Regions from separate parts of the Homo sapiens genome. Here region 1 is linked to region 2. The links are chromatin loops, found by intact Hi-C in ENCODE. Cell type or tissue: natural killer cell. All regions are shown on one strand. Links, peaks and the distances in the headings refer to the core of each region. The heading gives the core; the rest is flanking DNA. Region 1 has its middle 16 kb from the start of PIF1. Region 2 overlaps RBPMS2 (RNA binding protein, mRNA processing factor 2).

Region 1 (5,367 bases), core at 299-5,298, 42 kb after region 2:
GGAGGAAGGGTGTGTGCTCAGGGCTTTGAATGATGCCTGAAAAGGGCCTAGAAGTCTTGTGTCACATAGTCCCTGGCACAAGGAGACCTGGCAGAGAAGGGGAGAAAGCGTTAAATCTGGAGCCTGCCAGCTTGGATTTCAGACCCTTCCACTCAGGCTGTGTGACCCTGGGCAAGTTTTTTGCTCTCTCTGAGCCTCAGGTTCTAACAAAGAGCAGTTTTGGTGCATCGTTCACACTGGGTGGGCTGTGAGGTCAGATGTCCATCCAACCTCAGACCCTCCATGGCCCTTGCCGGTCTTCCTGGGTATGCCCCTCCTTTAGCCAAAGCATATATCCCCCCATGCCCCTCCCCCAACGCCTGCAAGAGCTGCCCTGTCCTAGCCTTCTGGGAGTGCCCCAGCCCCTCTGAAGGGGTTCGAGCCAATCCAGGGCCTATGCAATGAGGGACCAGCAGGACTCAGGGGATGGGGGAAAGGACCTTCTCAAGGCTCATTTTGGGAGGGGGAGTACATACCTGCTTCCCCCACCCGTGCTCCCCCATGACCCACTCCATGGGATATTTGGGTTTCCTCCCCTTTCCCGAGCTCAGGCCCTGCTTGCTTTCTCCACAACAAGGAGCGAATGTTATTTAAAAGGAGATCAGGAGATTTGCCTTAAATAGGCATGGAGTGCTGTGCCAGGTCCCAGTAGAGGGGCGGGAGAGGAGGCCATCTTGGCGGAAGGGAGAAAGGAGTGGAGCTGCAAGAGAGAACAACCTCCCAGGAGTGCGCAGAGCCCTGCACAGTTTACCAAGCACAGGCCTAGTCTGCGGGGAGACGCCCCGGTCTTCAGATGCCAGGAGTGTGGAGGTTTTCTGGGAGGCAAGGGGATAGGGCCTGCAGAGTGGGGGGCTGTCTTGAGACCTCCCCTGACACCTGCCCCCACCATCAGTTTCCAGACCTTTGGCCCCTGCCCCCGGGCTGCCCCTGCCTGTCCTCCCAGCCCTAGCTTGTAACTGGATGCCATCCTCACTCTGCACCTTCCCAGGTGAGCTGGGGCTCTGCTTACTGAACCCAACACCCACTGGGGGCGGGGATTGAGGGGGCACCCCTGGGGCGGGCATCTGCCTGGAGGCTGAGGCTGAAGGCGGGAGCTGGAGCTGCGGGGGAGGAGTGGAGATGGGCTGGCTGTCTCATTCACAGCCCCCGCCCCAGGCCTCCTCAGGAATTTAGGGTTCCAATTCCCTATTCAAGGTCACCTTCTAAGCCTTTCAAGCCCCACCCCTCCCATCTTGGCCTGCCAGGGCCAAGGACTCAGGGGCACCCCCCTGCCATTTCTGTCCCAGCAGGTGATGCTCTTGGAATCTTAAGGAAATGGAGTCTGGCCTGTGGAGTTTTGGGGACAGAGCTAGGGGGAAAGGAAGCATCCCATGTTCAGTCCTTTTTTCAAAGGCCCTGAACACCAAGGTGAGGCCTCAGATACCTGGATGCCCAACCTGGATCTGCCATTTACAGCCATATGACCTAGGGCCACCCACCTTCTGTGAGCCTTGACTTCCTCTGTAAACTAGGTCTAAAGATTCCACTGTAGACTGGGCGCGGTGGCTCACACTTGTAATCCCAGCACTTTGGGAGGCTGAGGTGGGCGGATCACCTGAGGCTGGGAGTTCGAGACCAGCCTGACCGACATGGAGAAACCCCGTCTCTACTAAAAATACAAAATTAGCCGGACGTGGTGGTGCATGCCTGTAATCCCAGCTACTCAGGAGGCTGAGGCAGGAGAACTGCTTGAATCCGGGAGGGGGAGGTTGCAGAGAGCCGAGATCACGCCATTGCACTCCAGCCTGGGCAACAAGAGCGAAATTCCGTCTCAAAAAAAAAAAAAAATTCCACTTTAGAGTTGTCGAAGTCGCTTTCATAAGAAAATGGGCAGAAGACAGAAGGGGGATTATGCCCAAGTGCACTAACTGACCGGGACCTGTACCTCACGTGTGTTGCGGGAGGCAGAGTGGGGAGATTTCATCCTCCCCTTCCCCATGGTGGGTGGGCGCAGCCCAGGTCCTCCAGAAGGCCAGACAGGAAGGAAGGCTTTGTGAAAGATGGCATTCATTTACTCTGGGCTGCTGTGAATTCTCTTTGTTATTCCCCAGAGGCTGCTCAAGAGGGGGTTAATGGGGCGGGGGATGGCCCCTTCAGGTGACAATAATCAAGACAAATAAATAAGAGCTAACCTTGAGGGTTTGCTGCATCCCTGGCCTGACTCCAGCTCTTCTGTCTTCCTAACTCCATCCATGTTTGATCGGCTTTATCCCCATTTCACCAACGATGAAACCAGAGCTCAGATTTAAGCAGAATAACCACAGTCACACAGTCGGGAACTGATGGGGCCAGTGTTTAAACACAGGAATCTGGCTTCAGGGCTCTCTGCTGACTTTGCAAAAATCCCAGGACCCTTTATTTGGGACTTGGGTTCCAGATACAGCTTGCAGTGTGGCCATAGCCAAGTCACCTAACCTCTCAGAAGTTAGGTTTCTCAGCCATGCGCAGTGGTTCATGCCTGTAATCCCAGCACTTTGGGAGAACAAGGCAGGCAGATCACTTGAGGTCGGGAGTTCCAGACCAACCTGACCAACGTGGAGAAACCCCGTCTCTACTAAAAATACAAAATTAGCCAGCTGTAATCCCAGCTACTCGGGAGGCTGAGGCAGGAGAATTGCTTGAACCCATGAGGCAGAGGTTGCAGTGTGCTGAGATGGCACCACTGCACTGCAACCTGGGTGACAGAGCAAGACTGTCTCAAAAAAAACAAAAAAACAAAAAAGAGAAAAGAAAAAGAAATTAGGTTTCTCTCTTTATAAAATGGGGACAATTGTCCCAACCTCCCAGGGTTATTGTGAAAAACAAACTAGAGGGTTAATGAGGCCGGGCATGGTGGCTCGCCCCTGTAATCCCAATGCTTTGGGAGGCTGAGGCAGGAGTATTGCTTGAGCTCAGGAGTTCGAGGCTGCAGCAAGCTCTGACTGCGTCACTGCACTCCAACCTGGGTGACAGAGCTAGACCCTATCTCAAAAACAAAAACAAACCAACAAGAGGGTTAATGAGCACAAAGCAGATAATCTGATGGAAGATTATTTAAAACTTCCCTGCTCTACACTAACTCAGCCCCCACCTCCTAAAGTGTCCATGCACCCCCCACCTAAGCCCAGAGACTGGGAGACAAAGGCTCTGCGGTTCCCTGGGAAAGGACTGAATGACCAATTGGCGCCACCTAGTGGTCTGCAGTGCATGGGGAGCGGGAGGGCCCGGCTGCTCCGGGATTGGGGGTTAAGTAAGATCATTAGCCCAGTGCGGATGGGAAAAATATACCAGGACGTCAGAAAGGATGGGGTCAGGCCTAGTTGGCACCCCACTGAAGACAGGGTGAAGGAGCGCACAGGGCTCAGGGTTCTATTCTAGTTCCAGTTCTGCCACTAAGAACCTCTCCAGGCCTCAGCTACCTCCTTTGCAGAATGGGAGTAAACATTCCTTACCTCTCAGGTCACTGTCCAAGCCTTTGTTCACTTATGAAACATTTAATGAAGCATCTGCTTTCAAAAGTCATCCTGCTGAGGGTTGTGAGGACACAAAGACATCTCAGCTGTGTCTCTCGGGATCAAGGGATCCGCTTCATCCTAGCAGGGAGACTGAGCTGTAAATTGCTCACTACCCTCAGATGCAGATCCCAGGGGACACTGAGGAGGGAGCATAAGGCACAGGAGGCAAGTGGAGGGACAGCAGGTAGTGGGACTCCCCCTCCAAGGGTGAATGTCTTTGAGAAGTGGCAGGAACTGTGACAAGTCAGGTCATAAGATTATCTTTCTGAGGGCCATCGCCCCGCCCCTCTTGCCTGGCCCCCTGCCTGCCTCCCAGCTGGGGACTGGATCGCCCTGGGCTGAGCCCCCTACTCTGGGCTCAGCCCCCTCAGGGCCAGGCCAGCCTCCCCACATACCACCTTCTCTTGCATTAAAGCCTTTAAAGTGGACCATAGGTCCATCAAGGATAGTTCACATCTCTGTGCATTTGCACTGTGTAGCTCCTCTCTCCAAACACCTTTTCTCCAACTCGTCCACCTGGCAAAGTCAACTCCAGCCTTCCTGTGGGAGAGTGGAGAGGAGAGTGCGAAATCCCCCAACTAGGAAGGAAACAGAAATGAAGGGGTGCCCCCTGCCCCCATCAGCAGTGGCACAGCCTGTAAGAATGTGAAATATACATTTGGTCTTCATCCCCATTTCCTGGCATACAACTCCTAAAATCCTTGGAATCTCCAAAGTGATAAGTGTCTTTTTGTATGCTGATGATTGCCTGATGGCCGGCAGCCCCTAGGCAGCTTCAGGATGGGGCTGGTCACCAGAAAGACCAGGGCAGGATTAGAGGGTTGGGACTTTCAGCCCCACCCTATGACCTCAGGGGAGGGGAGGGAGCTGAAAGTTAAATTGATGACCAATGGTTAATCAATCATGCTTACATAATGAATTCTCCATAAAAGGCCCCAAAGCAGAGGTTCTAAGAGCTTCTGGGTAGCTGAGCAAGTGGATATTAGTGGAGGAAGGCTTTCCCACAGAGGGAAGCTCCACACCCCTTCCCCCACGTATCCTTTTCTAATAAAGTGATAAATGTGTTTCCCTGAGTTCTGTAACTCACTTTAGGAAATTAATCAAACCAAAAGAGGGGGGTCTTGGGAACCCCAACTTGAAGCCAGTCGGTCAGAAGTTCCAGAGGCCCAGACTTGTGACTGTCTGAAGGGGCTGTCAGTTTTGGTGACTGAGTCCTCAACCTGTGGGATCTGAGGCTGCCTCCAGGTAGATAGCTTCAGAATTAAATTAGAGGACACCCAGCTAGTGTCCGCTACAGAATTGCTTGTTTGTTGATGGGAAGAAGTCCCTGCATTTGGTCACAGAAGTCTTCTCTCTGTGTTAATTGTTGTTGCTGTTGAGAGAACAGGAAAAAGCAGTTGGAGTTTTTCCACCCACACCCTGCTATATGAGGGCAGCTTTCTTGGGCAGGTAGCAAGTCCTGGTCGCCTAAGGGTAAGCTCTCTACCTTCCTTATTTCTTTGTTCATTCCCTTGCTGTCTGCCTGCCCCTTTCCATGTGCTGGGTGTGTGTGTGTGTGTGTGTGTGTGTGTGTGTGTGTGTGTGTGTGTGTGTGTGTATTTTTGCTTTGTTTTGTTTTGAGCTGGAGTCTCACTCTGTTACCCAGCCTGAGTTTCAGTGACATGATATCTTGGCTCACTGCAACCTCTGCCCCCTGGGCTCAAGTGATCCTCCCACTTCAGCCTCCTGGGACCACAGACACGCACCACCATGCCTGGTTAATTTTTTGTATTTTTGGTAGAGATGGGTTTCACCT
Region 2 (5,367 bases), core at 109-5,108:
AATCCCAGCTACTCAGGAGGCTGAGGCAGAAGAATGACATGAACCCATGAGGCGGAAGTTGCAGTGAGCCGAGATTGCGCCACTGCACTCCAGCCTAGGCGACAGAGCGAGACTCTGTCTCAAAAAAAAAAAAAAAAAAAAAAAAAGCAAAAAACAAAAATTAGCCCGGCGTGTTGGTGTGCACCTGTAGTCCCAGCTACTCGGGAGGCTGAGGCAGGAGAATCCCTTGAACCCAGGAGGTGGAGGCTGTAGTAAGATGAGATCACGCCACTGCACTCCAGCCTGGCGACAGAGCAAGACTCCGTCTCAAAAAAAAAAAAAAAATTAGCCAGGCATGGTGGCATGCACCAGTGGTCTCAGCTACTCAGGAGGCTGAAGCTGGGGGATTGCTTGAGCCCAGGAGCTCGAAGCTACAGTGAGCCGTAATCATGCCACTACACTCCAGCCTGGGCAACAAAACGAGATCCTGTGTCAGAATAAAAAAAAGGGCGGGGGGGGACCAGTCTGGGCAAAAACTGGAAGGTGCAGAGCCTTTTCATCAATAGTTCTTCAAAAATGGGCCAGGCACGGTGGCTCACACCTGTAATCCCAGCGCTCTGGGAGGCCGAGGTGGGCGGATTACGAGGTCAGGAGTTCGAGACCACCCTGGCCAACATGGCGAAACCCTATCTCTACTAAAAATACAAAAAATTAGCCAGATCGCTTCTCTGCCTTTTGGCTAAGATCAAGTGTAAAAAATTAGCTGGGCATGGTGGAAGGCACCTGTAATCCCAGCTACTCAGGAGGCTGAGGCAGGAGAATTGCTTGAACCTGGGAGGCGGAGGTTGCAGTGAGCTAAGACTGAGCCACTGCACTCCAGCCTGGCAACAGAGCGAGACTGTCTCAAAAAAAAAAAAAATGGTCTCAGCTCCTATGCCAGTATCCTCTCCTAACTCCCTGCCCCTACCTGCACTAAAAGATAGTTGAGGAGGGGGAGGTTGGTTAACCACAAAGAAGGGCGAAGTACTCCAGACTTCTGCCATGGCCTGGTCCAAGTCAGGCTCTGTCCGTCCTCCTTGGAGGTTGGAGGTGGCCTTGATAGCTTGTGACAGTCAAGAGCCTCTGCTCAGTTGGCCGTGAGTTGACTGACAGCCAAGGCAGATGCGCCTAGGCAAACGCTCCCACCACACCCAGGCCCTGCTGCACTCCAGAGGCCTCCAACGCTGATACAGCCACCAGTGCACTCTTCAGGAAGGGAGGGCCCAACAATCCTGTCACCTGTCTAGTGTTGGCACGTATCAGAAGTAACCGTACTCTCTCCATCAAAGGGTGGAATATGGGAAGAAGCAGAATACAAGGAGGCTATGCCAGTGCCTGGACAGGCAGTGGACGGGTTCTGGCATATGAAGCCTCATAGGCTGCCCACAGTTCTGACTTAATGGTGGCTTTTTTTTTTTTTTAAGATGGAGTCTCGCTCTGTATCCCAGGCTGGACTGCATGACGCAATCTCAGCTCACTGCAAGCTCTGCCTCCCGGGTTCACGCCATTCTTCTGCCTCAACCTCCCTAGTAGCTGGGACTACAGGCGCCTGCCACCACACCCGGCTAATTTTTTTTTTGTATTTTTAGTAGAGACTGGGTTTCACCGTGTTAGCCAGGATGGTCTCGATCTCCTAACCTCGTGATCCACCTGCCTCAGCCTCCCAAAGTGCTGGGATTACAGGCCTGAGCCACTGTGCCTGGCCTGTTTTTGTTTTTTGAGACCAAGTCTCATTAAGTGGCCTCCGCCTCCCAAGTTTAAGCAATTCTCCTGCCTCGGCCTCCTGAGTAGCTGGGATTACAGGTGCTCACGGCCACACCCAGCTAATTTTTGTATTTTTAGTAGAGATGGGGTTTCACCACATTGCCCAGGGTGGTCTTGAACTCCTGGGCTCAAGTGATCCACCCACTTCAGTCTCCTAAAGTGCTGGAATTACAGGCATAAGCCACCGAGTTTTTCGGTTTTTTACTTTTTTTTTCTCTCTTTTTTTTTGAGACAGGGGCTCTCACTCTATCACCCAGGCTCAAGTGCAGTGGTGGGATACTGGCTCACTGCAGCCTCGACTTCCCGGGCTCAAGCGATCCTCCTACCTCAGCCTCCTGACAGGCTGAGACTACAGGCGTGTGCCAACATGCCCAGCTAGGCAGCATCATTTCTGAAGTGTAGGGGACAGGTTCTGCCCCACTGCCTCATGGTTTGCCAGAGGCGTGTGGATCCTTCTGTGGCAGCCATGGGCGGAAGACAGAGGAAGTGACGTGACACCAGATGTCGCTGCTGCCCATAACCAATGCCAGAGCAGATCCAGAACCCAGCACTGTAGTTCAGTTCTGGGTAATCTTGGACCAGGAGCTCAGTACTCAGGGCAGGCAGGACTCACCCTGCCTCCAGCTCGCAGGATTGTCCTGAGGCCCCGAAGGATAAAAGGGTTCAGAGCATGAGAGCCAAGCAAAGGCTCAGCACCCACCAGCCATGGCTTCCTCTACTTACGGCGCTTGCCAGTCCCACCCTGGACATGGGGAGGAGGAAGCCAGCATGTCCCAGCCTTGAGTGGGATTTTTTTTTCTTTTGAGACAAGGTCTCGCTCTGTCACCCAGGCTGGAGTGCAGTGTGGCACGATCTCACTGCAACCCCTGCCTCCCAGGTTTAAGTCATTCTCCCACCTCAGCCTCCTGAGTAGCTGGGACTACAGGCATGCACCATCACACCCAGCTACTTTTTTGTTTTTGTAAGGACGGGGTTTAATCATGTTGCCCAGGCTGGTCTTGAACTCCCAGGCTCAAGTGATCCTCCTGCCTTGGCCTCCCAAAATGCAGGGGATTACAGGCATGAGCCAACATGCCTGGCTGGCCTCCTTGAGTGGGATTTAGAAACTGGTTCTCTCTGGGGCAGACTAAACAGATTGCCCGTATGTGGAAAAGGAAGGGATAACGAGACACAAAAGAATGTCCCCCAGAATATCAGCCAAATGGCTCTTTAGAGCAAGAATCGTTTCTTTAGTTAAAATGCCCAAAGCAATGGGTAGTGGAGGAGTGTGTGAAAGTAGTCACGCCCAGGTACAGGAAATAAGTAAGTGTGCCATTTGTAGAGAATTTAAAATAAAACTGCTTGGGCGTGGCAACTCACATCTGTAACCCCAGCAGTTTGGGAGGCAAGGCAGGACAATCGTTTGAGGCCACAAGTTCGAGAGCAGCCTGGGCAGCAAAGCAGACACTGTCTCTACAAAAAATTAGCCGAGGCCAGGTGCAGTGACTCAAACCTATAACCCAGCACTTTAGGAGGCCAAGACAGACGGATCACCTAAGGTCAGGAGTTCGAGACCAGCCTGCCAACATGGTGAAACCTCATCTCTACTAAAAATACAAAACTTAGCCAGGTGTGGTAGCGGGTGCCTGTAACCCCAGCTACTCGGGAGGATGAGGCTGAAGAATCACTTGAACCCAAGAGGCAGAGATTGCAGTGAGCCGAGATTGCGCCACTGCACTCTAGCCTGGGCAACAAAGCAAGACTCTGTCTCGAGGAAAAAAAAAAAAATTAGCTGGGCATGGTGCTGGTAGTCCTACCTACTAGGGAGGCTGAGGTGGGAAGATCATTTGAGCCCAGGAGATCGAGGCTGCTGTGAGCTATGATCATGCCACTGCACTCCAGCCTGGGCAACAACAGAGACCCCGTCTATAAAAAAAAAAAAAGGAATTTAAGGCCGGGCGCCGTGGCTCATGTCTGTAATCCCAGCACTTTGGGAGGCCAAGGTGGGTGGATCACCAGGTCAGGAGATTGAGAACATCCTGGCTAACACGATGAAACCCCGTCTCTACTAAAAATACAAAAAAATTAGCCGGGCATGGTGGCGGGCACCTGTAGTCCCAGCTACTTGGGAGGCTGAGGCAGGAGAATGGCGTCAACCCGGGAGGCGGAGCTTGCAGTGAGCAGAGATCGTGCCACTGCACTCCAGCCTGGGCGACAGAGCAAGACTTCGTCTCAAAAAAAAAAAAAAAAAAAAAAAAGAATTTTAAAAATATGCAAGATGTGTAAGGATATAGATTTTTTAAAAAAGAATTTAGGTCAGGTGCAGTGGCTCACATCTGCAATCCCAGCACTTTGGGAGGCCGAGGCCTCCCAACATGGAGAAACCCCATCTCTACTAAAAATACAGAATTAGCTGGGCGTGGTAGCACATGCCTATAATCCCCCTACTTGGGAGGCTGAGGCAGAAGAATTGCTTGAACCCAGGAGGTGGAGGTTGCGGTGAGCCGAGATCGCGCCATTGCACTCCAGCCTGGGCAACAAGAGCGAAACTCCGTCTCAAAAAAAAAAAAAAAAAGAATTTAAAAAATAAAATCCATCCTGGCTAACACGGTGAAACCCCATCTCTACTAAAAAATACAAAAAATTAGCCGGGCGTAGCAGCGGGCGCCTGTAGTCCCAGCTACTCTGGAGGCTGAGGCAGGAGAATGGCGTGAACCCAGGAGGCAGAGCTTGCAGTGAGCTGAGATCGCGCCACTGCACTTCAGCCTGGGCGACAGAGCGAGACTCCATCTCAAAAATAAATAAATAAATAAAAATAAAATAAAACTGGCTTGGTTTGTTTATTATCTTCGTGCAATGGCAACTCTAAATCATATCTGTGATAAAAGGCCCCTCCTGGCAGGGGCTGACAGCTCCCATCACCCATCTTGGGATGCCACCAGCCCAAAGGAAACTAGTCCGGAGTCAGCCTCTGGGCTTCTGGTTGGCATCACCCAAAACTCAGCCATTAGAAACTTTAATTGCAGATACCCGGCTGGGCGCGGTGGCTCACGCCTGTAATCCCAGCACTTTGGGAGGCCGAGGCAGGAGGATCAGGAGGTCAAGAGTTCGAGACCAGCCTGACCAACACAGTGAAACCCCGTCTCTGCTAAAAATATAAAAATTAGCTGGCCGTAGTGGTGCGCGCCTGTAATCCCAGCTACTTGGGAGGCTGAGGCAGGATAATCGCTTGAACCTGGGAGGCAGAGGTTGCAGTGAGCCAAGATCATACCACTGCATTCCAGCCTGGGTGACATGGCGAGACTCCGTCTCAAAAAAAAGAAAAAAAAAAGAAAATTGCAGATACCTTTCTCCCCCTGCCTTCCAGTCTCACCAAAAACCCTAATATAAAACACAATAGCAGTATACTGTGTGGTTAAGAGCAAACTCTGGGTTCAAATCCCAACCTCCCCACTTAATAGCTACATGAAAGTTATTTAACCTCTCTGTGCCTCACTTTCCTCATTTATGAAATGGTGATAATAATGTAAGTACTTCATAATGCTCTTACAAAGATTAAGAGTTAAAATGGTGCAGAACATATAACAATGCCTGGCATAAATACAA

Evidence for each region. Hi-C counts contacts between places; a loop is a spot of excess contacts. Peaks named below come from ENCODE experiments on the same cell type or tissue, not always from the same donor. Only the 100,000 strongest peaks of a DNase experiment are listed, where the experiment ranks them.
Region 1: it touches region 2 in a loop (2.0-fold over the local background); 14 of 110 quality-filtered maps call a loop at or near these places.

Annotation. Positions count from the first base shown.
Region 1 is chr15:64,806,850-64,812,216 of GRCh38, forward strand. No RefSeq gene overlaps it. Among named protein-coding and RNA genes, the nearest start is that of PIF1, 16 kb to the right of the region's middle. RefSeq lists enhancers at 1-355, 1,879-2,386, 3,909-4,416, 4,417-4,922. In natural killer cell, for the core only: CTCF peaks have their summits at 3,262 (motif pointing left) and 3,462; a DNase peak (open chromatin) is centred at 3,242.
Region 2 is chr15:64,765,106-64,770,472 of GRCh38, forward strand. All of the region lies in intron 1 of RBPMS2 (RNA binding protein, mRNA processing factor 2), which reads right to left. Among named protein-coding and RNA genes, the nearest start is that of MIR1272, 5.3 kb to the left of the region's middle. In natural killer cell, for the core only: no CTCF peak of the experiment used is centred there; a DNase peak (open chromatin) is centred at 2,286.